Regions from separate parts of the Homo sapiens genome. Here region 1 is linked to region 2. Evidence: read pairs that join two places in POLR2A ChIA-PET (ENCODE). Cell type or tissue: Panc1. All regions are shown on one strand. Each heading gives the region's core, and the rest is flanking DNA. Links, peaks and the distances in the headings are about the cores only.

Evidence for each region. ChIA-PET counts read pairs that join two places held together with the same protein. Peaks named below come from ENCODE experiments on the same cell type or tissue, not always from the same donor. Only the 100,000 strongest peaks of a DNase experiment are listed, where the experiment ranks them.
Region 1: POLR2A ChIA-PET joins it to region 2 with 25 read pairs; 3 of 35 experiments call an interaction of 5 or more read pairs at or near these places.

Annotation. Positions count from the first base shown.
Region 1 is chr2:85,570,191-85,584,863 of GRCh38, forward strand. It overlaps VAMP8 (vesicle associated membrane protein 8), which reads left to right and starts at 7,396. Exons shown (of 3, transcript NM_003761.5): 1 at 7,396-7,459; 2 at 8,819-8,977; 3 at 11,386-11,841. The coding sequence starts at 7,457. The coding sequence ends at 11,526. It overlaps VAMP5 (vesicle associated membrane protein 5), which reads left to right and starts at 14,241. Exons shown (of 3, transcript NM_006634.3): 1 at 14,241-14,303. The coding sequence starts at 14,301. RefSeq lists enhancers at 7,248-7,527, 8,288-8,427, 8,688-8,827, 9,464-10,117, 10,118-10,772 and 2 more and a silencer at 14,163-14,512. In Panc1, for the core only: no CTCF peak of the experiment used is centred there; no DNase peak of the experiment used is centred there; H3K4me3 peaks cover 2,712 bases; H3K27ac peaks cover 3,615 bases.
Region 2 is chr2:85,151,018-85,165,690 of GRCh38, forward strand. The region is part of intron 3 of TCF7L1 (transcription factor 7 like 1); the gene reads left to right. Among named protein-coding and RNA genes, the nearest start is that of TCF7L1, 25 kb to the left of the region's middle. RefSeq lists enhancers at 8,461-9,051, 11,893-12,392. In Panc1, for the core only: no CTCF peak of the experiment used is centred there; no DNase peak of the experiment used is centred there.

The DNA of each region.
Region 1 (14,673 bases), core at 3,433-11,432, 420 kb after region 2:
TGGAGGGGTCAAATATGTATGACAAAGTATGTGAAAGATTCTTTAAAAGAAATAAAATGTGATGGAGATCAGAACAGGAACAAGTTAGCTTCAGTGGGGAAATCTCTAAAGCTTCATGGAGGCTATGTCTTAAATGTGAATAGAATTGTCATAAGCAGTGATGAGTGAAGGCCTTAGGGAAAGATATAGAAGGTGGATGGTGTACGACGTTTGAGAAAGGACATGTAATTTGGTTGACTGGAGGGCTGGGAGGTGAATCTAATGGGAGAGAAGTTCAGAAAAGCAGGTTGAGAACAGTCTTGGAATGCCATGCTAAGAAGTTTGGGCTTTATCCTGGAGGCAGGGTGGAGCATACAATATGTGTTTCTGGAAGATAGCAATCAACCACAGAGGGGTAGATGGGAAAAGAAAGGTGAATTTAGAGGGGATTGGAATTGTCCAGGGAAGAGATCGTGCTGCTGGCATTAACCAGGAGGCAGGAGCTGGTGGACCAAGGAGGTGGTGGATATGAGAGGCACGACCAAGAATGAACCAATTGCCTGATTTTTGTGCCCTTGTAAAAAATTTTTTTAAAAAAGTATGAACTAAGGCTTGGTGACGACCTTGCATGTGAAGGATGCTTTGTGGTTCCTAGCTTGAGAAGCGGGTAGAATGGGAGTCCCACCCAGGAGGAGGAACATGGAGAAAAGATAAAGGGTTTGGTTTGGGTGTTGGAGGTGTCTGTGAACTGTCCAGGGCATTGGAGAGGCAGCATTGGTAGTTGAGGGAGAGGCCCGGGCTGGAGATAATAAATTTGGGGATTTTTCATAAATGGCTATTGAAGCCGTAGAGGCACTGCACTTCCCTATAGGGAGACCAGGGTTTTCTCAGCCTCAAAACAATTGCCATTTTGGTCCAGATTCTTTCTTGTGAGAGGGTGTCCTTTGCATTGTAGGATATTTTAGCAACATCCTTGGCCTCAACCCACCAGATACTAGTAGCACCCCTACCCCCAGCTATAACAACCAAAAATGTCTCCAGACATTGTGAAAAGACCCCTGAAAGGTAAAATAACCCCTCTGAGAAACACTGCTCTAAAACAGAGTGGTTCTCTTCAGAAGTCGGAAGAAAGATTGCCAACGGGCCGGGCATGGTGGCTCATGCCTGTAATCACAGCACTTTGGGAGGCCGAGGCGGGCGAATTGCAAGGTCAGGAGATCAAGACCATCCTGGCTAACACGGTGAAACCCTGTCTCTACTAAAAATACAAAAAATTAGTTGGGCGTGGTGGCACATGCCTGTAGTCCCAGCTGTTCAGGAGGCTGAGGCAGGAGAATCGCTTGAATTCGGGAGGTGGAGGTGGCAGTGAGCCGAGATAGTGCCACTGCCCTCCAGCCTGGGTGACAGAGCAAGACTCCATCTCAAAAAAAAAAAAAAAAGAAGAAAAGAAAAAGATGGCCAAGGGCAGAATCTCTGTGTTCTAGGGGCACATTCAGAGAGGAAGAGGGCACATTAGGAGACAGGTGGGATGGCCAGCAGCATAACAGGCTACAGAGAGAAGGTTTGGAGACAGAAATGAACCTTGGCAGTGGTGAGAACTTCATGATCCTTCAGGAATCAGGTTCAGTTGAGCCTCCTGAATGTACCTTTTCCTTGTTCTCCAGCTTTTTTCCTCTGAGATATAGGAGTAAACTGCCCACCTGGGGCATAAATCAGAAGACTGGGATATATGCCAAGGGTTATGTACCTGAAAGTTTGCTTGGTTGCCTTTTCAGGTGGTAATATTCCCTTTCTCTTAGTTTCTCATTCAGTTTTCTCCATTAGTGTCCTTTTTCTCTTTTCTTTCTTTCTTTCTTTCTTTTTTTTTTTTTTTGACGGGGTTTCGCTCTTGTTGCCCAGGCTGGAGTGCAATGGCACAATCTTGGCTCACCACAAACTTCACCTCCCCGGTTCAAGCGATTCTCCTGCCTCAGCCTCCCTAGTAGCTGGGATTAGAGGAATGTGCCACCACGCCCAGCTAATTTTTTGTTTTTAGTAGAGACAAGGTTTCACCATGTTGGCTAGGCTGGTCTTAAACTCCTGACCTCAGGTGATCCACTTGCCTTGGCCTCCCAAAGTGCTGGGATTACAGGTGTGAGCCCCTGTGCCCCGCCTTTTTTTTTTTTTTTTTTTTTTGAGATGGGGTCTGGCTCTGGCTCTGTGAACCAGGTTGGAGTGCAGTAGGGCACGATCTCAGCTCACTGCAGCCTCCGCCTCCAAGCCTCAAGCAATCCTCCCACCTCAGCCTCCCGAAGTAGCTGGGACTACAGGTGTGGTCACCATGCCTAGTTAATCTTTACATTTTCAGTAGAGACGGGGTTATGCGGTATTGGCCAGGCTGGTCTCTAACTCTTGGTCTCAAGTGATCCGCCCGCTGCAGCCTCCCAAAGTACTGGGATTACAGGCATGAACCACTGCACCCAGCCTATTCTTAATCCTATTTTGCAAATGAAGTGACTTGCCCAAAACTGCACAGCCAGGGGTAGTAGTGTAGAAGAGCAGGAGGTCAGATGTCACCCTAGTCTTTTTATCACACAGGGAATTGCTAGGAAGCTGGGGCTTTATCCTGGAGGCAGGGTGGAGCATATTTAAATATCTGTTTTGGGAAGATAGCAATCAGCCACAGAGGAGTAGATGAGAAAAGAAAGGTGAGTTTAGAGGGGATTGGAATTGTTCAGGGAAGAGATCATGCTGGCATTAACTAGGAGGAAGGGGCTGGCATTAACTAGGAGGAAGGGGCTGGCATGGAAAGGAGGAGGTGTATATGAGAGGCACAACCAAGAATAAACCAAGATTTGGCCCATTGCTTCTTGGGCTACAACTCCTATAACCAAGCAGTTCAGCAGTTTTTCCTTACAAAGTCACTTCACTGAATATATATATATATATTATGTTTGAGGCTGGGGCGGTGGCTTACACCTGTAATCCCAGTGATTTGGGAGGCCGAGGTGGGCAGATCACTTGAGGTCAGGAGTTCGAGACCAGCCTGCCCAACATAGTGAAACCTCGTCTCTACTAAAAATACAAAAATTAGCTGAGCATGGTGGCGCATGTGCCTGTATTCCCAGCTACTTGGGAGGCTGAGGCAGGAGAATCACTTGAACCCAGGAGGCAGAGGTTGCAGTGAGCCGAGATTGCGCCACTACACTCCAGCCTGGGCAACAAGAGCAAAACTCCTTCTCAAAAAACAGAAAAAGAAAAAAGAAAAAGACAGGGTCTCACTATGTTGCTCAGGCTAGTCTCGAAATCCCAGGCTCAAGCAATCCTCTCACCTCAGCCTCCCAAAGTGCTGGGATTACAGGTGTGAGCCACTGCACCTGGTCTACTGAATTTTTTGAGTGCTAAGCACAGATGATGAGGTAACTGAGGCTTAGAGTTGTTATGCAAGTTTGTCCCAGGTCATGTAAATATTAAGGTATGGATCAGCCACCATGCCCAGTGATAAGCCACATTACAATATGTATTTTAACATTTTTCACTAATCACATAATTTACATTTTTCTACTGGCCAAATTTTAAAAGTAAGAGAAACAGGGCTGGATGCAGTAGCTCATGCCTGTAATGCTAACACTTTAGGAGGCTGAGGCAGGAGGATCACTTGAAACCAGGAATTTGAGGTTACAATGAACTATGATTGTGACACTGTACTCCAGCCTGGGTGACAGTGAGACCCTGTCTCAAAAAAAATAAATAAATAAATAAAAATGAATTTTAAAAAATAAAGAAACAGGTGAAATTATTATTATTATTATTTTTTTTTTTTGGAGACAGTCTCACTCTGTTACTCAGGCTGGAGTGCAGTGGCGCCATCACGGCTCACTGCAACCTCTGCTTCCCAGGTTCAAGTGATTCTCTTGCCTCAGCCTCCCGAGTAGCTGGGATTACAGGCAAGCGCCACCACGTCCAGCTAATTTTTGTATTTTTAGTAGAGACGGAGTTTCACCATGTTGGCCAGGCTGGTCTCAATCTCCTGACCTCATGATCGGCCTGCCTCAGCCTCTCAAAGTGCTGGGATTATAGGTGTGAGCCACCATCCCCGGCTGAAATTAATTTTATTTATTTTATTAATCTTTTATTTAACTCAATATATCCAAACATTATTTCGCCACATAATCAATATATAAAATTATTATTATTATCATTATTAGTGACAGGGTCTATCTCTGTCTCCCAGGCTGGAGTGCAGTGGCACTATCATAGCTCACTGATGTCTCACACCCCTGGGCTCAAGTGATCCTTCTGTGCTAGCTCTCCAAGCAGCTAGGACTATGGACATGCACCACTATGCCTGGCTAATTTTATTTTATTATTTATTTATTATTGGTTTTTTTTTTTGAGATAGAGTCTCACTCTTGTTGCCCAGGCTGGAGTGCAATGGTGTGATATCGGCTCACTGCAGCCTCCACCTCCCGGGTTCAAGCAATTCTCCTGCCTCAGCCTCCCGAGTAGCTAGGATTACAGGCATGCGCCACCATGCCTGGCTAATTTTGTATTTTTAGTAAAGATGGGTTTTCTCCATGTTGGTCAAGAGCTGGTCTCGAACTCCCGACCTCAGGTGATCTGCCCATCTCGGCCTCTCAAAGTGCTGGGATTACAGGCGTGAGCCACGGTGCCCAGCCAATTTTATTTTTTTAATTTTACTTTATTTTTATTTTATTATTATTATTATTATTATTATTACTTGAGACAGAGTCTCACTCTGTCGCCCAGGCTGAATTGCAACGGTGTGATCTCGGCTTACTGCAACCTCCGCCTCCAAGGTTCAAGCGACTCTCCTGCCTCAGCCTTCCGAGTAGTTGGGAATACAGGTGCCCACCACCATGCCCAGCTAGTTTTTGTATTTTTAGTAGAGATGGGGTTTCGACATGTTGATCAGGCTGGTGTCAAACTTCTGACCTCAGGTGATCCACTGCCTCGGCCTCCCAAAGGGCTGGGATTACAGGCATGAGCCACTGTGTCCAACAGTTTTATTTTTTTATAGAGACAGTGTCTTGATATGTTGTTGCCCAGGCTTATATATAATATTTGCTGAGCATGGTGGGTTATGCCTATAATCCCAGCACTTTGGGAGGCTGAGGTGGGAGAATCACTTGAGGTTTGGAGTTTGAGACCAGTTTGGACAACACAGCAAGACACTGTCTCCAAAAAAAAAAAAAAATTAACTGGACATGGTGGCCCTTGCCTGTAGTCCCAGCTAACTGGGGAGGATGAGGTGAGAAGATTGCTTGAGCCCAGGAGTTCAAGGCTGCAGTGAGCTTGAACACACTGCACTGTACTCTAGCCTGGATGACAGAGTGGGACCCTGCCTCTAAAAAAAAAAAAAAAAAGCTACAGGGGTCCGAAGTTTGTTTAAAGCTTTTAAAAAGGCATTTGTGGCCGGGCGCGGTGGCTCACGCCTGTAATCCCAGCACTTTGGGAGGCCAAGGCGGGCGGATCACCTGAGAGGTCAGGAGTTCGAGACCACCCTGACTAACATGGTAAGACCCTGTCTCTACTAAAAATACAAAAAAATTAGCCGTGCCTGGTGGCATGCACCTGTAGTCCCAGCTACTAGGGAGGCTGAAGCAGGAAAATCGCTTGAACCTGGGAGGCAGAGGCTGCAGTGAGCCGAGATAGCGCCATTGCACTCCAACCTGGGCAACAAGAGAGAAACATCTCAAAAAAAAAAAAAATTATTTGTGTCTGGATGTGGTGGCTCACACCTATGATCCCAACACTTTGGGAAGCTGAGGAGGGAGGATTACTTGAGAACAGGAGTTTGAGACCAGCCTGGGCAACATGGTAAGACCCCCATCTCTACAAAAAGTTTTAAAATAAATTAGCCAGACATGGCGGTTCGCACCTGTAGTTTCAGTTACTGGGGAGGCTGAGGCAGGACGATCGCTGTAGCCCAGGAGTTCAAGGCTGCAGGGTGCTACGATCATGCCACTGGACTCTAGCCTGGGTGACAGAGGGAGACTATCTCAAGAAAACAAAACAAAATAAACAAACAAAAAAAGTGTTTGTTGGAGAAGCTGACATTTCCTCCTTGGAACTGATTTCTTCTGGAATGGGTCAAGAATGTTCGTTCCCTTCTGAATGTCCCTGTTATTGTTCTTCTGTCTTGATAAACACTGTCAAGGAAGATCAGATTTTCTCTGGCCTGGAGCCAGGTTAGTGGAAAAATCCTTTGCCTTGGGCCCCCTGCTCTGGTTCACTGGGGCAGTCCTCTGATCACTGACTGGGATCAATTACCTCTGCGGTAGCCCCTAAAGGGAAATGCAGAATTGCTGAACTCTGGAAGGGAAGGAGAGGTTTGGTGAGCCATCATTATAGACACTGTGCTAGTGGCATTGCACTGCACATGCTATCTTTTTGCTTCTTTTTTTTTTTTTTTTTTTGAGGCAGAGTCTTGCTCTTGTCACCCAGGCTGGAGTGCAATGGCATGATCTCAGCTCACTGCAATCTCTGTCTCCCGGGTTCAAGCAATTCTCCTGCCTCAGCCTCCTGAGTAGCTGGGATTATAGGCAACTGCCACCACGCCTGTTTATTATTTTGTATTTTTAGTAGAGACAGGGTTTCGCCATGTTGGCCAGGCTGGTCTTTAACTCCTGACCTTGTGATCTGCCCGCCTCGGCCTCCCAAAGTGCTGGGATTACAGGCGTGAGCCACCACGCCCGGCCTCTTTTTGCTTCTTACCAGCACCATCTGAGCTAAGCATCAGCACCTGCAAACTCCACAGAGGTGAAAAGTTTCCCTGAGGGGCCTGTAACTAGTAACCCAGAACTTTCTGAATCAGAGCCCAGGATCACAGTATTCCAGACTTCAGGGATTTTAGTGCTTTCTGCCACCCAGGGACCTGGGAACAAGTGTTATCCAGCAATACATTTTCATAACTGCATTTTGTTTCCCTGTGAGCTAGGCCTGGCATGGTTGATCTCAGTCTCTAGAAACTGGAGTCAGATATTCAAGACATTACAAGGAGATGGCTGGTGGGGCATCATGGCTCCTAGGACTTTGGGAGGTTGAGGTGGGAGGATCGCCTGAGCCCAGGAGTTTGAGACCAGCCTGGGCAACATGGTGAGAACTCGTCTCTATTTAAAAAAAAAAAAAAAAAAAAAAAGGCTGCCCTTTCTAGATCAGGAGGTCCAGCCTCTGGAAACCTCGGAGGGCTGCTTGATCTTTCTTTTCTAATTCCTGACAAGTTAGAAGACCTTTGGCTTCTGAGAACCCTATTACTTTAAGTTTAAGCTCTTGTTTGGGAAGCCACTGGGAGGACAGTGAAGAATGCCCGCCTACCTGGGGAAACCTGAGTTAGGTGTGGCTGGAGCGACTCGAGATGCGAGGTGGGCGGGGGCAGGCTGAAAGTTGGAGCAAGCAGGAAGTGAACTGAGGGCCACCCTGGGAGGAAGCCGACTAGGCGAATTCACTTACTGACCGGCCTGGGCTGCTCTGAGACATGGTGAGCCAACTGGGAACTAGGAAAGGGCTGGTTTAAAGAGGAGCCAGAGGGGGCTTGGGACTGGGGGTTGGCTGTGTCGGGGGAGGAGAGTTGGTGGCAAAGTTAGAGGGCTGGGCCAGTGCTGCTATGGCCTCTCTTCTTTGACAACTTGGCTGCAAATAGCTCTGAGCTGTCCTGGCAGGTGTTTCTACTCCTTCTCCCTCCCTCCCCTGACCTCTGTGCTGGTGGGGAGCTGGGCTTCCGTGCCAGCGCCGATGGGGGCTCCGAATTCCAGGCAAAGAGTTGTTGTGCCTTCCTCCTCCAGGGAGCCCGAGGCGGGTGTTGTGACACCACACCAGGCAGCGCCTGGGCAGTTCCCAGTTCAGATTCCAGCCCAGCGGCAGAAGCTCTCCTCTCCGGCCTTTCACTTTATCCCCACACAGAAACACAAAGGATTTGTGTGTCCACTGAGTCCTTTGGGTGTCCTTTCTCCATTAACATGGAGAAGAGAACTAAAGGTTTATAAGAGAACCAGAAGTTGGTTCTCTGTGATAATGTAGTTCTGACCCATGCCACTGGCCTATTTTTGGAGGTCAAGCGGGGAGGAGCTAAATACTATTTTTCTCTCCTTGTTCAAAAACCTTGTCATGAAGCCTCCGAGATGAGACATCAGCCAGGGAGGACTAGTCCTCCATTTCCCCCAACACCCAGGCGGGTATTTTTATTTAATATCTGCATAAGCAGGCGGTTGCTTGGTGCCTGCACGTGTCGCCCAGTGGTGGGGAAAGCAGAAGTGTGTGGCTCAACGGCTCCAGGCGCCTTCTGGGATACTTGGTTGCCTGTTGTTCTGGGTCACAGCAATGGCATTGCGGCCAGGGCCGTGCTCCGGCAGCTGGCTTAGAGGGACAGATGGGTGGGGCTGGGTGAGGGTGTTCTGCTGGCCAGCACAGACACTTTCAACCAGGGTCCCAAGAAATCAGGAAAGGGGGGTGGCTCTGGGAATTGTAAATAGTGGCGGGCTCTGCTCTGGAAGGGAACATTGTGAGATGCTGGCCCTGCTGTATTCTACGGCCCTCTCTAGGGAGCAAGGAAGCAGTGGGGAGGGATTTAGTGATGTGCTGCTTTTCCTTGTCAGGGGCCCTAATAACCCCAAAAGAAGTTTGATCTAGTCTGTTCAGCATCACATCTCACCTTCTGGGGCTTACAAATGCATTTATTTTTGATTACAGAAGTAATACATGAAAACATTCTCTTTGTAAACATTTCAAGCATTTTACAAAAAGCTTAAGTCTGCCTGAGGCCTTACCCTCCCCAGATCTCTGAGCCCAAGTCTCCAGTTCCCCCACCACTTGGTCTAATTAACCCCGTGTTGCCGCACAGGAGGAAGCCAGTGAAGGTGGAGGAAATGATCGTGTGCGGAACCTGCAAAGTGAGGTGGAGGGAGTTAAGAATATTATGACCCAGAATGTGGAGCGGATCCTGGCCCGGGGGGAAAACTTGGAACATCTCCGCAACAAGACAGAGGATCTGGAAGCCACAGTGAGACAGGGAGCCCACTGGGGGCTGGAGGAAAACAGGGAGGGAGGGAATTTCTTTTTGGTGGGGCAAAATGGACAGGAGGGCCAGAAGTTTGACATTTCTGTTGCCTTTCACCTGGTTTGGGAGCTGATGTGAGCTGAGTCTCCACTTCTGAATCTGCTCTGCTCCACAGATTGTTATGGATCCCAGGGAATGGATCCCATGACTGGGGCTTGAGGTGGCAGCTCGCCCATAGAGGCATGTTCTGAGACCGAAAGCTCAGTCAGCCCATGCATTCTCAGGCTTCTCTCCCGGGAAACTTGTTTTCCCTTTGAAGCCTGCCCATGACAATCATCTGGGTCTGACCTTCCCAGGGCAGAAATATTGGCTCTGAGGAAACCCCCGCTGTGGCCTCTAGCCTTCTCTAGGAGCTGTTAGACAAGGGGTGGGAAATTGCTGGCGTCTTGCTGAGTAGGCTTTAAAAAGAAGGGGGAAAGAGCAGTGAAATGCTTTGATCCCAGGGTCCCCTGCTAGATGAAGGCTAAAATAATATCTCCCACACATCTTGCTAGACCTCATTCTTCTCTCTCTCCAGCCAGGGGCTGAGGCCAGCTGTTTCAGGGAGGAAGTAACTCCAAAGTTGAGCAAAGTCTGGAGCCTCAAGTTCTGTGTTCAGCGGGGAGGCTGGCTCTGGCTTTCTGAGTCCTGTGTGAACTCTTGGCTCTTGGGTATTGCTCCCTTGTCTCCCTGGGGCTCATTGCCTGTTTCTGTAGCTTAATTGTAGCTTAATTTGGGGAGCATGGCCCCGGGAATTTTTTTTTTTTTTTTAGACAGAGCCTCACTCTGTTGCCCAGGTTAGAGTGAGTGCAATCTTGGCTCACTGCAAACTTCACCTCCTGGGTTCAAACGATTCTCGTGCCTCAGCCTCCTGAGTAGCTGGGATTACAGTGTGCACCCCCACACCTGGCTAATTTTTTGTATTTTTAGTAGAGACGAAGTTTTGCCTTGTTGGCCAGGGTGGTCTTGACCTCCTGACCTCAGGTGATCCACCTGCCTTGGCCTCTCAAAGTGCTGGGATTACAGACTTGAGCCACCATGTCTGGACAAGCCCCAGGAAATTTAGTGTCTATAACTTGAATTGCTGGGCATGGGGAAGAGTGGGTGGAGGAGGAGGAGTTCCCTTACTTCCAACCCTCTATCCTGTCCTGGTCCCTCCTCCAGCCTCAGCAGTCCCGATGGGGCAAGGAGTCCTGGAGCTGCGAGATGTGCCCACCTGGAGCCTGCACCCCTCAGTCCCAGGGTCTGCCCTCCCAAGGGCAGATTTTGCTGCCAGTGTTGTACCCTTGGGTGTAAGCAGGTGTCGAGGACCCCTCAGTGTGCAGGGGTAAGAAGAGAAAGGGGACCCCTAGTCATATCTAGGTGGAGACCTCCTAGGATCCTGAGAATTCTAAATTTCAACCCGGCCTTCCAGATTTTTAGGAAGGTACATTTGTCAAGGTAGGCAGATACAGCATTTTTTTTTTTTTTTTTTTTTTTTTGAGATGGAGTCTTGCTTTGTTACCCAGGCTGGAGTGCAATGGCGCAATCTCGGCTCACTGCAACCTCCGCCTCCCAGGTTCAAGTGATTCTCCTGCCTTAGCCTCCTAAGTAGCTGGGATTACAGGCGTCTGCCACCACACCCGGCTAATTTTCTTGTATTTTTAGTAGAGAGGGGGTTTCACAATGTTGGCTAGGCTGGTCGCGAACTACTGACCTCAGGTGATCCACCAACCTCGGCCTCCCAAAGTGCTGGGATTACAGGCGTGAACCACCGCACCCGGCCAGAGCATCTTTTATTTAGCAGTTTGTTACCTCAGCTTACAGTGTCAGTATTAAGATGTATGGCTTGAGCTGAACGTGGTGGCATGTGCCTGTAGTCCCAGCACTAGGGAGGCTGAGGTGGGAGGATTGCTTGAGCCCTGGAGATGGAAGCTGCAGTGAGCTGAGATTGTGCCACTGCACTCCAGCCTGGGTGACACAGCCAGACACTGTCTCAAAAAACAAACAAACAAGGCCAGGCGTGGTGGCTTACGCCTGTAATCCCAGCACTTTGGGAGGCCAAGGCGAGTGGATCACCTGAGGTCAGGAGTTCAAGACCAGCCTGGCCAACATGGTGAAACCTCCTCTCTACTAAAAATACAAAAGTTAGCTGGGCGTGGTGGTGGGCACCTGTAATCCCAGCTACTCAGTAGGCTGAGGCAGGAGAATCAATTGAACCCAGGAGGTGGAGGCAGCAGTGAGCCAAGATCGAGCCACTGCCTGAGTGACAGAGCGAGACTCCATCTCAAAAAAAAAAAAAAAGTATGGCCTGTGGGCTGCACTTGTACTCTTATAATCTTGTTCCAGTGGGAGGAGCCACTGGGTCACTCACTCTGCCTTTTCCCCAACAGTCTGAGCACTTCAAGACGACATCGCAGAAGGTGGCTCGAAAATTCTGGTGGAAGAACGTGAAGATGATTGTCCTTATCTGCGTGATTGTTTTTATCATCATCCTCTTCATTGTGCTCTTTGCCACTGGTGCCTTCTCTTAAGTAACAGGGAACCTCTCCCACCTGCCCTTCTCTTCAGGGACAACCCTCCATAAATGTGTGCCAAGAGGGTCTCCTTTCCTGTCTTCCTCTACAGAGAATGCTGCTCGGTCCTCCTACCCCTCTTCCCGAGGCCCTGCTGCCATGTTGTATGCCCCAGAAGGTACCTTGGTCCCCCGGAAGGAGAGAAAAAAGAGAGATGGACTGTGGCTGCATTTCTTGGGTCCTTAGAGTGGGCTGGAGAGACCTAGAGGGCCCAGCATGTGGCTGGGAAACTGTTGGTGGCCAGTGGGTAATAAAGACCTTTCAGTATCCCTATATGTGTGAGGCACTTTCTCTCTTCCCATTTTGCCTTTGGCTTTTCTATTTCTTTTCTTCCTGAGGATACCTTCTGGCTAAAATTCTCTCATCTGAGGTCCAAGTTGTTGGAAGGGCAAAGAGTATATGTTTGGAGAAGAAAGTTGGAGCCCCCACCCTGTCTTTATTCCTCCCAGTTCCATTCATTGTCACAGGTCTCAAGAACAAGAATTTTCTGGGAGTCTTGGCATATGGAAAGTTCAAAACCTTCATAGCATTTTGGGGTGGTATGCAAGATTTTTAAGTGTTCCCATTGGGTCCTGCCATGGCCCTGTAGTACTCTTCTTCTGGAATTGTTAGCTGAGGCATGAAGCTGGTTGAAATCCTCCTGCCTCTTCCACCAGAGCCATCTCTCTTCAACGACCCTGTAGTCTAGAGCCGAGGGGTGGAGGAAATGGACTGCTATTCCTTTCCTTGTGCTTCTGCATGTTTTATTTGTCTTTTCTCTGTCCTTGTCTTCTGGGACTTAGCAAGGCCTCTGGGTCTCAGTTGTCCTGAGGGGGCAAGCATCTCTCCTTGGCATCCCATGGCTGGGCACAGTCAGTCAGTCAGTGTCACAGGACAGGGCCAATGGCTCTTCTTCCCCTCTGTGCACAATAAGCCTTTCTGTCTTCAGGCCCCCCTCCTCCCTACCAGGTTCCACCATCACTGTCACTTTTTCCAGTGCCCAGTCCGCCTTGGTTTGCAGGGAGGGTTCTTGCTATCTCTGTTCCTGTTTCCTCCACAGGCTTTCCAGAATTGGAAACAACCTGTTGTCAGGAAGAAGGGGAAGGGTTGAGAGTCAGGGTTTGGGACCAGATTGGCAAGTCAGGCTCTGGAAGAATCATGCTCTGAAATTTGGGGAGGGAGGAGGAAAGGTCAGAAAAGACCCTTGTGATATTTTTATTTTTATTTTTTCAGAGATAGGATCCCACTTTGTTGCCCAGACTGGAGTGCAGTGGTGTGATCATGGCTCACTGCAACCTCCATCTCCTGGGCTTAAGAGATCTTCCTGCTTCAGCCTCCCCTGTAGCTGGGACCACAGGTGTGTGCTACCACACCTGGCTAATTTTTGTATTTTTTGTAGAGACATGGTCTCACTGTGTTGCCCAGGCTGGTCTCAAACTCCTGGGCTCAAGCAATCCTACCACCTTGGCCTCCCAAAGTGCTGGGATTACAAGTGTGAGCCACTGTGCCCAGGCTTGGGGTAGTCTTTGCTACAACATGTTAATCCTCTCTCTCCTGGATTCAAGGTGTAAGGAACTGAAGTGAAGCTTCTGCCTTGGGACCCAGGCTGTCCAAGGTGGGGGTGAGTGTCTGTGAAACCCTCTTGGTCTGGGACTTCTGTATTCACAGAGGCTCAGCCCCAGAGAGGGAAACTTTCAATTCTGTTGGTCAAGAGAGGCCTCACTTGAGGGACCAGGCCCAGTGGCTCACACCTGTAATCCCAACACTTTGGAAACCTGAGGCAGAAGAACTGCTTGAGGCCAGGAGTTCGAGACCAGCCTGGTCAACATAGTGAGACCCTGTCTCTCTCAAAAAAAAAAAACAAACAAACAAAAAAAAAAAAACGAGGGACCTTATTTTAAGATGTCCGAGGCAGCTTGGAGTAGTGGAGAACAGGTAGCTGGTGGTTTCTCTGTAGCAGTGAGAGGACAGGATGGGTAGATTCGGCTCAGGAAGGCTCTGAAGTGGTAGTAGATACACCAGCCTCCCCCATCCTCTGACTGAGGAGCAAGTGCATGGCGGGTGCATGACAGCACAGAGCTGCACTTGCCCTCATGGTGAGGAAAGACATACAGAAAGGCTAGAGCTAGTACTTTGCCCATGTGGGGCTGCTTTCTTTTTGAATAGAGGTGAAAGTCACACAATGTACAGTTTGTTATTTTAAAGTGTACAGATCAGTGACATGTATTCAGAATGTTGTGCAACCACCACTTGTCTTTAGTTTCAAAACTTTTTGGGTGCCTGTTTTTGGTTCTGGGTGAGATGCACTCACCAGGGTGATAAAGACCCTGCCTGGCTTGTTCATGGCGTCTCCAGGACCTAGTATGGTGCCTGACCGTGGCACTCATAGGGTGTTTGTTGAGTGAATGAATGATGCCTTTTCAGCTGAACTCGAGCTAGAAGACTCCAGGGCTCACTCCACTGTGCCCATTCCACAGATCCGGCCCCGAGGTGTGCCCGTTCACCAGGCAGAGGTGTCATCCGAATTCAGGCTCCTGGGGCCCGGGAGGGTCCGACTCTACGGACCCAGGTCGCTGTGGCCCATCGCTTTCGATTTGACTTGGTTTCTGTCGCCACTCGCGGAAGGCGCGCCCCCCGCCCTCGCTCGGCGGCCCGCCCCGCCCCGCCCCTGCTCTTCCTCCGGGGCCGCTGGCACTGCGGCCGCTCCGCAGGCAGAGAAGCCGGGAGCGGGCGAGGCGGCGGCGGCAGCAGCGATGGTGAGGGCCCAGGCGGGGCCGGCCAGCCCTGCGACGGGCAGAGGGCGAGTGGCGAGGGTGGGAGAGAGGAGTCCAAAGTCCGCGGGCTGGGGCCTCCCCTGGGGCCCACGAGGGCCAGACCTGAGGCGGTGACCACTGCTGGAGCAGGACGGGGCGGACCCTCCACTCCCTGCGCGCCGCATGGGAGAGAAATGCGTGAGCCCCGTCCTGGCTGCACCGCGCAGAGCGAGCGGGACTCGGGCTCCCCATTCTCCTGAAGCAAAGCGGTTAAGAGCACCGACTTTGGAGTCGGACTCCGGGCTGGGATCCCAGCTCTGTGACCCGGGACAAGTCACTTAACCTCCCTGAGCCTCCTTTTCCGCGTCTGTGA
Region 2 (14,673 bases), core at 2,540-10,539:
CTAAATAAGGTGAAAGTATGAGATATCTTGGGGTCTCTCATTTTTAAAAAATAACAGGTTTATTTTCTCTGAAGCTTTTATAGTCTTTATTATGTCTGGATCAAAGATGATTTATCAAGAAACTATACTGCAAGATTTTGGAGTTTTTTCCTTACGAAATGTTGAGATAGCAAAGTTGACATTCTGCTCAGCATTTTTCATAGGATGTGAGTAACTTCCTAATTAGGTTTTTATCTTGATGACTCCTGTGGAGTTTTTCACAGTCTGGATTTTGCTAAGTGCAACCTCATGATATCTTTTAACATGTTGCTCTATCCACTGAAGTTCTTGAAAATTATTAGATTTAGATTTTTGGTCAAGATTCAGAGTGTTTCTCTCTCTCTCCCATTCCCTCTCTCCTTTTTTAACTTATTTTTGCAAGACTGCTTCATATAATAGATGTTGTTTTCCATCAGAGATACTGATTATCTCTCTGTGATGTCAGCAGCTACTAATTATCAGCACCCACATCCTTTACCTCATTTGCAGTTTCAAAATGGTGATAGTCTATTTGTATCATTCCCTTGTCTATCAGTTATAATATTTTTAAAAAGAGAAACTACCCCTCACCAACTCTTTAGTTACCTCAGATCAGAGGTCAGCAAACTAGAGTCTACAGGCTGAGACCAGTTTGCCACTTACTTTGATAAATAAAGTTTTATTAGAACACAGCTATATTCATGCATTTGCATATTGTTTAGGGCAGCTTTGGGGCACTACAAGGTGCCCAGTTAATTAGCTGTGATTGAAGCCATATGTGGCCCACCGAGCTGGAAAGATTTTCTGTCAGGCCCTTTGCAGTAAAAATTTGCTGACCCTTGTTTTAGATCATATGGGGAAAGCAATTTAAATGCCTCATTCTTTCCCTTTATATACCAGTTTCCTCCTGGTTTCATGGCACCCTGTAAAGGTGACCAATGAAGCTTAAAATATTATGAAATAGATTTAAACCTACTTAATGTCTTTCAATCCATTTGCAATTATTATCCTTATTGATACCCAAACTGTCCCATCTTTAGCCAGGGGGAGCCTCTTCAGGCTGGCTTCTGAGTCCTTGTGACACAATCCTGGTGGTCTTGGATGCTTCTCTGCTTACTGGTCTGGCAGGATACTCCAGCACACCTTGTACATTTCTTGTCCCAGGCCAGGAGCTGGCCATTTCTAGAAGAAGCTCTGTCTTCTTTTAGTGGAGAATGTTACTTACAGACCACTGTCTGAACCCTAGGGTTGCATATATAGCTACTAAAGGTTATTGTGTTTAATGTTATGAGTGCACTAAGCAGTTCTGTAGCGACTAGAGGTAGAATATAATATGCCTATTGTAATTTTAAAACAATAAGCATTTATTTGCTCTAAAAGGATATACCATTCTCTCTCTCTCTTTTTTTTTTTTTTTGAGACAGAGTCTCACTCTGTCACCGAGGCTGGAGTGCAGGGGCGCGATCTTGGCTCACTGCAACCCCAGCCTCCCAAGTTCAAGCAATTCTCCTGCCTCAGCCTCCCAAGTAGCTGAGATTACAGGCACGTGCCACCATGCCCGGCTAATTTTCGTAGTTTTAGTAGAGACAGGGTTTCACCATGTTGGCCAGGCTGGTCTTAAACTCTAGACCTCGGGTTATCTGCCCATCTCGGCCTCCCAAAGTGCTGGGATTACAGGTGTGAGCCACCACGTCCAGCCTAGTCTCTTTTTTTAAATGTACTCTTAATATTGGTGATTCTGTTCATCAATCCCCCTACTTAATAGTTGTATAATTTTACATGATAATTGCTTTCTACATAAAATTAATATTTTTCATGCTTATATTTTACTCTTTCAACAAAAAATAAGCATATATATATTTCTACCAACTGATACATTTCAAGAGATAAGGGTCACAAGGAGATTTTCACTCAAGTTGCACGTGGAATGTTTACCTGTTTTTGAAAGGGCATGCTCAGATAATGACAGCAGATTTGAACAATGCTTCGTTTCCTTAGTTCTCACATTGCTACATGGATGGGATATGTTGGTCACCTATGTGATTACATCATCATCAATCAGGCAGAAGTTCAGTCCTTCTGAAGATTCATGCTAAAGCTGGATAACAGATTTCCATTGACTAGTATAGGCTGAAGCCATACTTTGATGTATTCCCAGGATCTACCTCATAGTTGCAAAGATTAAATAAGGTTGCATATAAGCATGTAGAACAGTGCCTGGCACACACAGCAAGGGTTTTGTTAAGATAAACTCATTATCTGTTTTAGTGGTCCTGGGTTTCATGATCTTGCTAGCCTTTATAAATTTTTTTTTTTTTTTTTTTGAGATGGAGTCTTGCTCTGTCACCCAGGCTGGAGTACAGTGGCACGATCTTGGCTCATTGCAAGCTCCGCCTCCCGGGTTCACGCCATTCTCCTGCCTCAGCCTCCCAAGTAGCTGGGACTATAGGTGCCCACCACCACGCCCGGCTAATTTTTTGTATTTTTAGTAAAGATGGGATTTCACCGTGTTAGCCAGGTTGGTCTCGATCTCCTGACCTTGTGATCCACCCACCTCGGCCTCCCAAAGTCCTGGGATTACAGGCGTGAGCCACTGCACCCGGCTAGCCTCTATAAAATTTAATCTCTACACTGCACTATTCCTAGGACACTAACTTATGTTTAATTTTGGATTGCTAGTTTTCTAGAATACATATTCTTAAGTATGTTGGCTGTCATATTTCTCTTTTGATGATCATTGTCGCTAACACCATTCTTTGCACACAAAGTCTGCCTTCTTTCTGCATATGTGTGAATATCTGTTACTGTTGATTTACATTTCCCTCTTTTTTATGCACAGTATGTAATAAAATAAACAGCAAAAGCTGTCTTCCTCTTAGACATTTTAGGTTAACAAGGGAAATCATTGTTCACTTCGGGTATCTTTCCATGTGTAATTTTTGATAAGTTGATTACTGGTGGTTGTTCATTTTTATTTTGCTTTTTATGGAAGTTTTCTCAATTCGTCCCAGAATTGAGGCTGTACATCCTTTAAAAATAAATAAAGCCGAGGTCTGTGCTAGAGTTAGAACATTGAATCTGGCTCGCTGGTTTGTGCTATGGACTTTCCTTCATCTGTGTTACTGGGAGTATGTGAGCAGTTGTAGAGGCCATATCGTTTTATAGGCCTGTGCCAAGGAAAATACTTGAGAATTACATTAGCAACTCCAAGGTATTTTGGCTGCTCTGAGAGGACACATGATAGTTTTCCAGTTATATGAACAAGAGCTTTTGTTTTATACTGAAGTTTCTTATAGGCTATGAGAACAATAGTGCCTCTTTAAGTACTTCCCAGAGTAACATCCTTGGGATGTTATTAGGTAGAACGTGCTGGGCTTCATTTCTGCAGGACTTCTCAGGCCTTTAACATGCCAGTGAATCTCACAGAAGGGAGTGTATTATGCAGGATTCCTTGGGTTTGTTTGACCAAGGCTTTCCTTGTGTTTGGAATACTACCCCTCCACCTACTCCCCGTCACCCCATGCGTAAGTCTCACCTCATACTTCCCTGCCTCCCAGCCTTAGATGTGGTTTCCCTGCTGTAAGTTCTCAGCTCTCTGTACTTGAGCACATTTCACTGTCGGTAAATATGTGGCCTAATAATGATCTGATCCTCTGGATCTTAAACTCACTGAAGAAGGCAGGCAGTGGATTTGTTTTGTTCCTTCCCTCCTGTGTTCTCAGCACCAGATATAAGGAAGGCCGTCAAACAAGTATTTGCCGTCCAAGTGAGTGAGGCACCCATAGAACTTTTTTTTTTTTTGAGACAGTTTTGTTCTGTTGCTTAGGCCAGAGTGCGGTAGCACAATTTCAGCTCACTGCAACCTCTGCCTCCCGGGTTCAAGCAACTCTCCTGCCTCAGCCTTCTGAGTAGCTGGGACTACAGGTGCGTGCCACCATGCCTGGCTAATTTTTGTATTTTTAGTAAAGACGGGGTTTCACCATGTTGGCCAGGCTAGTCTCAAACTCCTGACCTTGTGATCCTCCTGCCCTGGCCTCCCAAAGTACTGGGATTACAGGTCTGAGGCACCACACCCAGCAGAACATTTTTTCTCCAAGTAGCATCTCATGGTGAGAGGTGAAGCCAGCTGGACTTCCTTGGTCGAATGGGTACTTGGAGAACTTTTCTGTCTTACGAGAGGTTTGTAAAATGCACCAATCAGCACTCTGTAAAATGGACCAATCAGCACTCTGTAAAATGGACCAATCAGCAGGACATGGGCGGGGACAAATAAGGGAATAAAAGCTGGCCACCCCAGCCAGCAGCAGCAGCAACGCTCTGTGGAAGCTTTGTTCTTTCGGTCTTCACAATAAATCTTGCTGCTGTTCACTCTTTGGGTCCGTGCCACCTTTAAGAGCTGTAACGCTCACTGTGAAGGTCCACAGCTTCATTCTTGAAGTCAGCGAGACCATGAACCCACTGGAAGGAACCAATTCTGGACACAGTGGGACTTGTGCTCCACAGAACCCACTTTGAGAACCATAGATTGGTCTATGGAACTGCTCTAGTCTTCGTACTTCATTTTCAAGTACAAATCACTAGAATACTATAGATCTTCATAATTCTAGTTAATTTACTTCATGTTTTCAGCTAACAGGGAACTGTTAACTAATTTAAAGATGAGGCTCAGCACTTGAAATAGATTGTCTTAGTGGCCCACAGAGAATCAGCCAGGATTAGGACGTTAATTTCCTGATACCTGTCCTAGGGCCAGTTACCCACCAGGCCCGTCTGCACCCCACTCTAACATTGTTAGTTACATAAATAGGAACCAGTGTTTTAGACTGTTGGGGGAGGGGGGAAATCAGATGCCCCTTTGTACACTAATTAACGCAGGCAGAACAAAAGGCCCAGCTTGGTTTTCAAGTTCAAGTTTGGCTCATATGTGGTCCTCAGTGAAGATTATGATCTTGAATAAATTAAAAACAAATGTTAAAGAAGTCATAATGAGGTAAAAAAAGGAGTTCAGGATTCTGGCCTTTAAAGACTCAGGGTAAACAGACTTCTCTTTAAAGCTGATGTTCACCTCCCCTCCTCCACTTTACCAGTCCCTCTTTGGAACTTCTGTGTTCCGTCTTCGTGATAATTGTTCATTTTTACTTCAGTGAGCCAAGTGGGTAGGTATGTACGTCTATGGTCTCATGTCGGTGAGCACAAGCCTCATTCACCAAGCTCTGCTGAACTAGGAAAATAGTACATTGAGAAGTCTGGTCAAATCCACTAAGTCAAAGGGATTTGCACATTTGGCAAAATGCCCTCTTCCTCAGGAATGACCACCGCAGCCTGCTGCCCCAGTCCAGCTTCAGCTTCCTTTTCCTCCAGGGTGCTCAAGGCGAGTGTTCAGGAAGGGAGCACACAGAATCCCCCTGTGTTCGTCTCCCCCAGGCCAAGTTCCCAGTACATTCTTGACCAGGGCAGACCAGATGTGGGGAGCTCTGGGGCCAGTGCGTTTATGCACTAAATGGGACTCTGTATGTATATGCCAAATTAAGTCTGCAGGCAGTCTTTACGAGCACAGTAACCGTTTTACAGATGTAAAGAAGCTCAAAAGTCCTGTGTATGTTTGTAGTCTCATTCCCTGTAAAGTTTCCATGAGCACATTTCAAGGCCTCTGTACACAGAAATTGAGTTCCTCTGCTCTCACCAGCTTACCTCTTCACTGTATCAAAGTTCGCATCTTATTATTCTGTGTGTGTATGTGTATACGCGCATGCATGCACATGTGTGCATGATGAATAAGTTCTCAGCTTGGGGCAGCATTGCTGCCCAGGAGACATTTGGCAATGCCTGGAGATATTTTGGTTAGAAATATTTTGGTTAGAAATATTTTGGTTAGACTTGGGTGGGGCTGGGGGCACATTCTACTAGCATCTAGAGGGTAAAGGTCAGGGATGTTGCTAACCATCTTACAATGCATAGGATGGTTCCTCACAACAAAGAATTATCTGGCCCCAAATGTCCATAGCCGAGGCTGAGAATCCCTGGTGTACATATACACATATTATATATACACACAAATAAAAACATATTCAGTATATATTTATTTACTGGAAGAGGCCTTAGAGACCCATTTGAATTTTAGTTATAGTTGAGGAAACTGAGGCTCAGAGAGGTGAACAGTGTTCCTAATGTCACAAAGCTCTTGAGAAGCATAGCAGGCCCAGAACTTGGGCTTCTGGCTTCTCTGAACAGTGCTTTTTGCAGTGATAATAGTTCTTTCCGAACTACTGCTAGATTGAGAACCCTCATTCTTTGGGTGTTCTCTGTGTCCCAGAGGAATATTGCATGCATTACTTTGTTTAGTCCTCAGAATGACCCTGCAAGTAGGAACTGGTTATTCATCCTTTACTCAAGAGGAAATCAAGGCCCAGAGAGGTCAAGATCCTTGCCTGAGGCCATTCAGCAAGCCTGGGGCAGGGACTGGCTTGGAAACCAGATTCACCCAGCCCCTGCCATGTGGCACCACCTCCCCCAGGGCCATGCTGACAGCTTGTGTAAGCCTGAGGGACAAGGCAGTGAAGATGCTGAACTGGGGACCCATGGGGTTCCTTCCAATAGTTGCATTCTGAAACTCCAGTTTGGAAATGGTTAATAATGCCTGAACCTTGTCCCTAAGAGGCCCTGAGCTATTGAACCCATGGGGTTTTCGGGTCTGCAGCCATTGCTTAGGAGGCCTCTGGGTGAAGAGCAAGAATGATGGTGGCCAATCTACCTGCAAGGACCAGGGGAGCTGGGTAGGGGCAGGATGGAGGGGCCCTGACTGGCTCTCCTGCCTTCCCCTCCCCTCCTCTCCCTCCTTCCCTCCTTAAGGGAGGTCTCGGGGTTAATGCGAGGTGAGGGGCAGTTAGTGGTAATTGTTCATCATTTGTGCAGATGGGGGCATGGCTTTTAGAGGTGCCTTCTGGGATGGAGAGAGCCTGGGAACTCAGAATGCTACATGGCGGACAGAGGAAAGCAGGCATTTCCAGGGAAGGAGGAAGGACTGGAGTTGCTCCTGGGAAGGTCAGCTTTACAGACTCCTGGCCATAGTGGTGTAAGGTGCTAGCTGAGTGGGCAGAAGGCGGGGCAGGGGCTAGGAGAGCTGACAGCAAGTGTGGTGCATGGCCCTCAACGTCCACCCCAGTCTAGTCCAGGACTCCTGCTCTGGCTTCTGCAGCCAAACCCAAACGGACTGGTAAATGACTTCATTTAACTTCCCGTGCCCACCAGCATGGCACTTTAGAACATAGGAGACCCAGTCCCCTCTGGGAGTCCTCTCTCTCCCCTCTCCTTTTGGGTCTGGTGTCCAGGAGACCATGCACATGACTCCGTGTGAAGCTGAAGCCAGTCCAGAACTCCGAGGCCCAAACCCCTGCAGGCTGTCTTAGTGCTTATTCAATGTATTTTGTCTTGGGGTGATATGAGCCTGTTTAAAAATAATGTCTGCCCAAACTCTTGCCTGAGAGAGGTTGGGGGCAGAAAGAAAGCTCACATTTGAGTCCTAAGAAAAGTCATTGTGTCTCTATTGCCAAAATCATGATAGCTCAGGTCAGGTTAGTTTCGGAGGTGTGATAAAGTTTTTATCTCTTTTGGAAAAAAACTCCCGGGATTTTCTATCGTGGACATATCTTTCATCTACATGTCCAGCTTTAAGAAAATGTGATTATGCCTCTCTGTAAGTGGATAATTGAGCAGAACAGCATGCTAATTTCTCTCTGTCAGGCCTTGGTTGAAGGCCGGCCCTTTGGAGGTGGTCCAGGCCCTGTGGCCACAGCTCACCTACTGAAGGGCCTCCTGGTACTGCCACAAGCTGGGACCCAGCCACACTTTCTGTTTGTCCTCGGAAGGTTTGCTCCACCCTAAGGTAGATCTCTGTTACTGAAGAATGTGTCTTTAAATCTACCTGCATTTCCATGTCTGGTTACAAATTGTCTTAACCCCAGGCAAGTTGCTGTCTCAGAGTTGGCTGCGAGGATGTTGAAGCATAACCCGGCTTTGTGGTAGAGGAGGGCTTTGTAGCACCGTGGACAGTGCGGTTCAGCCTTCGATCAATAAATAGAAGCAGGCTCCAGCTTCAGGAAAAGGGGAGTCTTGGACCGAGAGAGATTGGCGTTTGAGACAGGAAACACTTCCTGGTGTTCCTGCAGTGTCTGCGGCTTCTTCCCAGCCTTTTAGGCCTTTCCTAGGGTTTACAGACCACCCCTCGAGCCTGTGTTCTCCTCCTGATGGTGCCCAGGCGCCCGGGGCTCCCTGGGCAGACCATTCACTTCGGGAACCTGGTCTCCTGCTCAGCCTGCAGCTTCTGTAGGTTTAGCTGTCTGTTGGTTGCTCTGGGCTACTCAGGGACCAGTTGTGCAGGCACTGTCCTCTTTTGGCCTTTCTTCCGGCCTTACCAAGTTGTGGTGGTTGTCTGCATGCCCAGTGAAACCTTCTGCAGAAAGGACCAGGAAGGGCACACATTGGCTGCCTGCACTTGGGAAGATCTGAGGGAATGTGAAAGGAAACAGGTTGGCAGTTCCTGGTGCCTTCCAGACCAGTGCCTGCCCTCTCCTTTGCTTGTGGTACTGGCCCTTTGACCTACTGGAGATGGGAGAAGCCCCAGAGAAATTCAAGATCGCCTTCAGGCTTCCTTGACCCAAGGCCTGTGGGAAGGCTTGCGCCCTGGGATGCTTAGGGTGAAGTGTAACATCTGGCCTTCTCCAAGTCCCTCTCACAGCAGGCCTGGCCTGACATCCTGCCGGCCTTGCTGGTTTCCTTCTGCCCTTCACAAAGTCCCTCCTTGCTGGCTTTCTCGTGTGCCAGGGGGACCCAGCTTCCTCCACAAGCGTCTCTGTTGCTTCCCCCTTTGTTTGGCCCCCTCCTGTCCCCAGGCTCCCTGACCGATGCCCACTGGCTCTGTAGGTTTCACAGGCACCTGGGACACTGTCACATGGTGGGGGAGTTCACGCCATGTCCCATCTCCAGCCAGTGCTTTTCTCACTCTACCTAAAGGCTTTTTTCCTTTCAAAAATTTTAAATTAGCATACAGAAAGATTGAGTCTTTGGGTATACAGTTTACGAGTTTTAACACATGTACAGATTCATGTAACCACTGCTATAGTTCCAAATTCCTAAAATCTCCTGTGCCACCCCTTTGTAGTCATGCCTCCTTCCCCCTGGCAGCCACTGCTCTGTTCTCCAACACTCCAACAGAGATTTGTTGGCCGCATTGTGTGCATCTTCTGAGAAATGTCCTTGGTACCTTCTGATGTAGGATAAAGACATGCAAATCACCTCCACTCTCCTGTAGCCTCCCATCTTCCTTGGGATCACAGGCATGTGTCACCACGCCCAGCAAATTTTCGTATTTTTAGTAGAGATGGGGTTTCACCATGTTGGCCAGGCTGGTCTCGAACTCCTGACCTCAGGTGATCAGCCCACCTCAGCCTCCCAAAGTGCCGGGATTGCAGGTGTGAGCTACTGCGCTCGGCCTTATTTTTTGAAGTCTTGGTACACCTTTTTTTAAAAAAAGAAGCAGGCTGGGTGCAGTGGCTCACACCTGTAATCCTAGCACTTTCGGAGGCCGAGGTGGGAGGCTCCTTGCTTGAGCCCAGGAGTTCCAGACCAGTCTGAGCAACAGGGCGAAACCCCATCTCTACAAAAAATACAAAAATTAGCCAGGTGTGGTAGCAAGCCCCTGTCCCAACTACTCAGGAGGCCGAGGTGGGAGGATCACTTTAGCTTGGGAAGCAGAGGTTGCAGTGAGCCTAGATGCGCCACTGCACTCCAGCCTGGGGGACAGAGCAGGACTCTGTCTCAAAAAGAAAAGAAAAAAGAAGCCGCTTAGTTTTGTTCCAGAAGATCATTTGCAATCATCAATGAGAACCCGCACATCATTCCTGTTTAATTGGTGTAAAACAGGGGTGGCTGTCGGGGTCTGTCCGTGTGGAGGAATGAGGACCACAGTCCACTGGCCCACAGGTACATGCATGCCCTTAGTGGGCCGACTTCTGGGAATACACCAGCATCCGTAGAGCTAAGGATTTACCGTATGCCTTGTCCTCAGAAAAATCGCTTCCCCTGCCCATGTCGCCCTGATTACTGTAACAGCTTCAACGCATGAACCAGATTGTTCTCATTTAATGAAGTGTTGACTCTGGAGTCTCCAGGATAACTTGCAGTTGCCCAATTTCCTGGTGAATTTTCAGGTTCTCTAGTGGTTTGGAGACATGAATGAACTCAGGAATTTTTTAAGGTAAATAAAGTCTATGAAGTGTGATTTACTTTCTTGGTTTTTGGCGCCTGAACTTGAAGTGATGGGCCCTAGCTAGAGGGGCATGGAAGTCAGTCTGAAGGCTGCAGTTATCTTTGCAGCAGGGAGAAGCTGGGCTCTGAGCTGTGAGCAAGGGAGGTGCTTCGGGGCCGGTGGAGCTGCTTCACTGAGCTGGGAGCTCTCCTGCCCTCCCCGGGCTTGCTTCCCCTGCCTCCTGGGATGGGGATGGCTGGCCTCAGAGGAAGGGAAAGATTGCTGTTGGCAGAGGATGAACTCACCCCTGCGGTGTTGGTCTTTGGTCTGGGGAGCCAGGTTAACACGTGAAGCTCAAGGAGCACAGAAGTCCCTGTTTCTATCTTTGTGCAGTTTTGGTCCAGGGTAAAAGGATGAGAGTGCCTTTCCACACTGTGGCCTGCGGGTTTGTGGTGATTAACTTGTGGTGGGGCCTGCACTCTAGGGTCATCCACTTGGTCAGGTTGGTGCCAGGATGCTGGCCTGAGAGCAGGAGCCAGGGCTGGAAGCAGGGCTGGGCGTGGCTGGGTCTTTCGAGGCAGAGCTCAGAGGCTTGTGGTGATCAAACAGAGCCGGAGGGGGAGCCAGGGGAACAGTCCCACATGGGAAACAGAGGCTGAGGGTCTAGCGAGGCAGGCCCAGCAAGGCAAGCCAGGTGTTGGGCCACAGGCCTGGTGGTCTGCCCTCAAGATAGAGGTTTGGAGAGCAGTGCCCTGAAGTTCCCCCAAAAGTTGAGATTTAAAAAAAAAAAAATCAGAATACACATGCCTGGCTGGGTGTGGTGATGCATGCCTGTAGTCCCAGCTACTCTGGAGGCTGAGGCAGGAGGGTTGCTTGAGCCCAGGAGTTTGAGGCTGCAGTGAAGTATGATTACGCCACTGCACCCCACCCTGAGCAACAGAGGGAGACCCTTCTCTCTCAAAAAAAATAAATAAATAATTTTAAAAAAAGAAAGTCCGCATGCCTGACTTCTGTGCCCAGAATCTCTGGACATGGGGCCCTGGAACATACATTTATTCAAAGCTCACTTTTAAAAGTTGGTACACAGGTAGGGTGGCCACAGTGGGATCCCAGGCTGCTCTGTGGATCCAGGTAGAAGGCAGCCCCTGCTGGAAGGTCAGGCACTACTTTACCCAAGCCAGGCCACCCCTTATTAAACACCAGCTTCACTCGAGCAGTGGTTCCCAAATTTTCTTGGTCTGTGAAGACGTATTTTCTCTATTTTTAGCCAAACAGAATGATTTTAGTCCATCATGGGTCAAACCTTCTGATATTCTTTAGTCCCCATGGAAGACATTCTTGTTTCTCCTTTAAGACCATCTCTGGGGTCACCTTCGGTTGCCTTGGGGGTGTTTGAGCCTCTGCCGCAGGGACACTGATAAGGACATGAGTTGTGGTACGCCCCGTTTTGTGTAGCAGCTGTCAGTTTGTTTCTGGAATGAGACTGAGCTTCTAGAAGTCTGGGCATTTGGTTCTGGTTCACCTTTGAGCTGCTGGCACGGAGGAGCTTTGTAACACAAGCTTACTGAATTGATGTTTTAGTGAAAGGGAGAAAAGTCCTTTTCAGCTCCCTTTTTCCCACCATTCCCCGCTGTTCATCCGAATTACTCATCCACACATAGCCAGTAAAGGGCGCCGTAGACTGAACCTGTAGGAAACCAGACTCCAGGCAGCCCCAGAGCACACTCCCCAGAACCACTAAAATAAACACAAAATGCACTCTCGCCGGATTCTGAGAAGGAAAGGCCCTCCAAGGTCGTAGGGTCCAGTGGCTCTCAACCCTGGCTGCACATTTGAATCATCTGGGGAGCTTTTTAGAAATGGTCATGCCCAGCCTCCACCCACAAAGATTTTGATTCAACTGGTCTGGGGTGGGGCTCAGGCTTTGCTGGAATTTTCTAAAAGCTCCCCAGGGGCTTCTAATATGCAGCCAAGTTTGCAAACCACTGCTCTAGTTGAAAGCTCCTCACTGAATATCTGAATGAAAGGATTAAACAGATCCCTGCCTAGTGAGGTATTGGCCCCCCTCCCCCATAAGACCATGGGCTGGTGGTAGAGTTGCCAGCAGTTCTTTCCTGGATTCCCTATGCCCCTCCATCACCCAGTCACATCATCCAACAGACCTACCTCGGACCATCCCTCCTGCCCGACCAGAAGCAGACTCCGAACAGAATCTAATTTCAGATCGATCAGTGGGCAAACATAAAGGATGTGATAAGCTCCAAAGTAAGATTTCCTTGTTTCAGGCCATACGTTTGATTTTGAATGTTGTATTTTTGTATTAATTTGTTAGGGCTGCCATAACAAAGTACCGCATGCTAGGAGGCTTAAACAACAGAAAGAGTCATTGTCTCACAGCTCTGGAGGCTGGAAGTCTGAGATCAAGGTGTCGGCAGGGTTGGTTCCCTCTGAGGCTGTGCGGGAGGGATCTGCTCCAGGCCTCTCTCCTTGGCTTGTAGGGGGCTGCCTTCTCCCTGTGTATTCAAACAGTCTTCCCTCTGTGGATGTCTGTCTCTGTTCCTGCTTTTTATAAGGATAGCAGTCCAATTGGATTAGGGCTTACTGTAATGACCTCATTTAACTTGATTATCTCCTTATGTGGAGACAGGGTCTCCACATAGTACACATACATAGTACACCCTGTCTCCACATAAGGTCACCGTCTGAGATGTACTGGGGGTTAGGACTCCAACATAACTTTTTTTGTTGGGGGTGTATGAGGGGGATTCAATTCAACCCATAACAAATATCTTCCAAGCCGGCCACTTTGACTGCAGCCTTTAACGGGTAGCTGCATATTTTTTTTTCTTTACACCCACTCTCACCCTCAAATTGCTCAAAACACCGGAGCCCAGGGCTGGTTGCCTGTCAGCGTTCAGCACGAACCTGCCCACTGACTGGCGTCTGCTCCCTGGCTTCTGGGTACACTCAGAGGATGATTGTTTGCATTCAGGCTCCTCCAGAGATGAATATAATTCCCCTAATTTCCTCACAGTGGCAGCAGTGGCTGAAGGGAGAGGTGAACTGTGAGAGATGGGCCCCTCTTGCCTAAGATGAAGGCTGGGGTCAGGGGCAGTGTTAAACATCAGCTGGAGAGGATTGTGAAAACTCTTTGGACAAGAGGGGTTTGTTTTAAAGCGAGGCTACTTTGGAATGGACATCTCATTAGTGAACAGGTTGGGGAGTGGCAGGGTTATGGAGAGGAGGAGGCGTTCCATTCCCGTAGCTATTCTGTATCAACCGCTGGGGTCAGAGGCTCTCAGCTGGAGTCCACCCACAGACAGAATTCAGGGAAGCTCCAAAAACCTGAATGGAAAGAAATTACATTTTATTTTCACTAACTGAAAATTGGCATTTTCTTCAATTATGAATGTAGACTATAAACCACAGGGACATTAACAGTTCTCATGACTGTCACCAGTAGCAATTGCAAAGTGCATTTTTAAAAAATGTTTGTGGGTACATAGTACACCGATGTATTTATAGGTACATGAAAGCAAAGTTAATTTTTTACAGTGTGGTAGAGTCATTGTAAATGTCTTGATATACTGTTATCCTTAGCAATTCTTAATACTTCAGAATTAAGGTTGTTATGAGATTCGCTGCTAGGTCTTATTTAATATGTTAATTAAATATTACCATGGTGGAAAATATAAAATATTTTGATAACTGCATTTTACTGTAATTGGTTTCCTTTGCAATGCTGTGTATTTAATTTGTGCATTTAGCATCATTCTGTGGAGGCCTCTGTGGGCTTCCCTAGCCTACCAAGGAGTGGTCTGTGGCATTGAAGAGGATAGGGATCCTTGGTTTGCATTTATAGTAACTGTTTCCTGTTCCCAGTCAGTGAATAAATCCTGTAAGTGGAGATAACTCTAGATTACAGTCTTGACCATCGCTTGATTTATTAATAGTTAAATTTACAGCTCCTCTTTTTGGCTCCTTGAGGCTGCCGTGTGTGTGCACACATGTGCGCCTGTGTAGACTACGGCTTGCCTTCTTTTCAAAGACATCAGAGATTAGGTGATTAGGTAGAAGCTTTTGAACAAGCCCAGCCTTAAATCTGCCCTCCAGTCCTGTTAGATCCTTCTTGGGAAGCTGGTCCCTGTCCCTGGCCAGTCAGTCTCAAGTGAGTGGGGCTGAGAGGAGCTGCAGGCAAAATAAATACCCACTCCTTCCAGAGTTACTTGCCTTGAGACGTGACCTTCTGGGTCACTCTGGAAATGTGCAAAGTTCCAGTGCCCGAGTGGCGTGTGTTGGAGACGCTGAGGCTGGTTGGATGACAACACTAAAGCTGGGGTTGGAAGACCTGTTTGGGGCGGCCTGGAAAAACATGTATGGTGCCAGATCATGGGCCCTGGTTGATGTGAAAA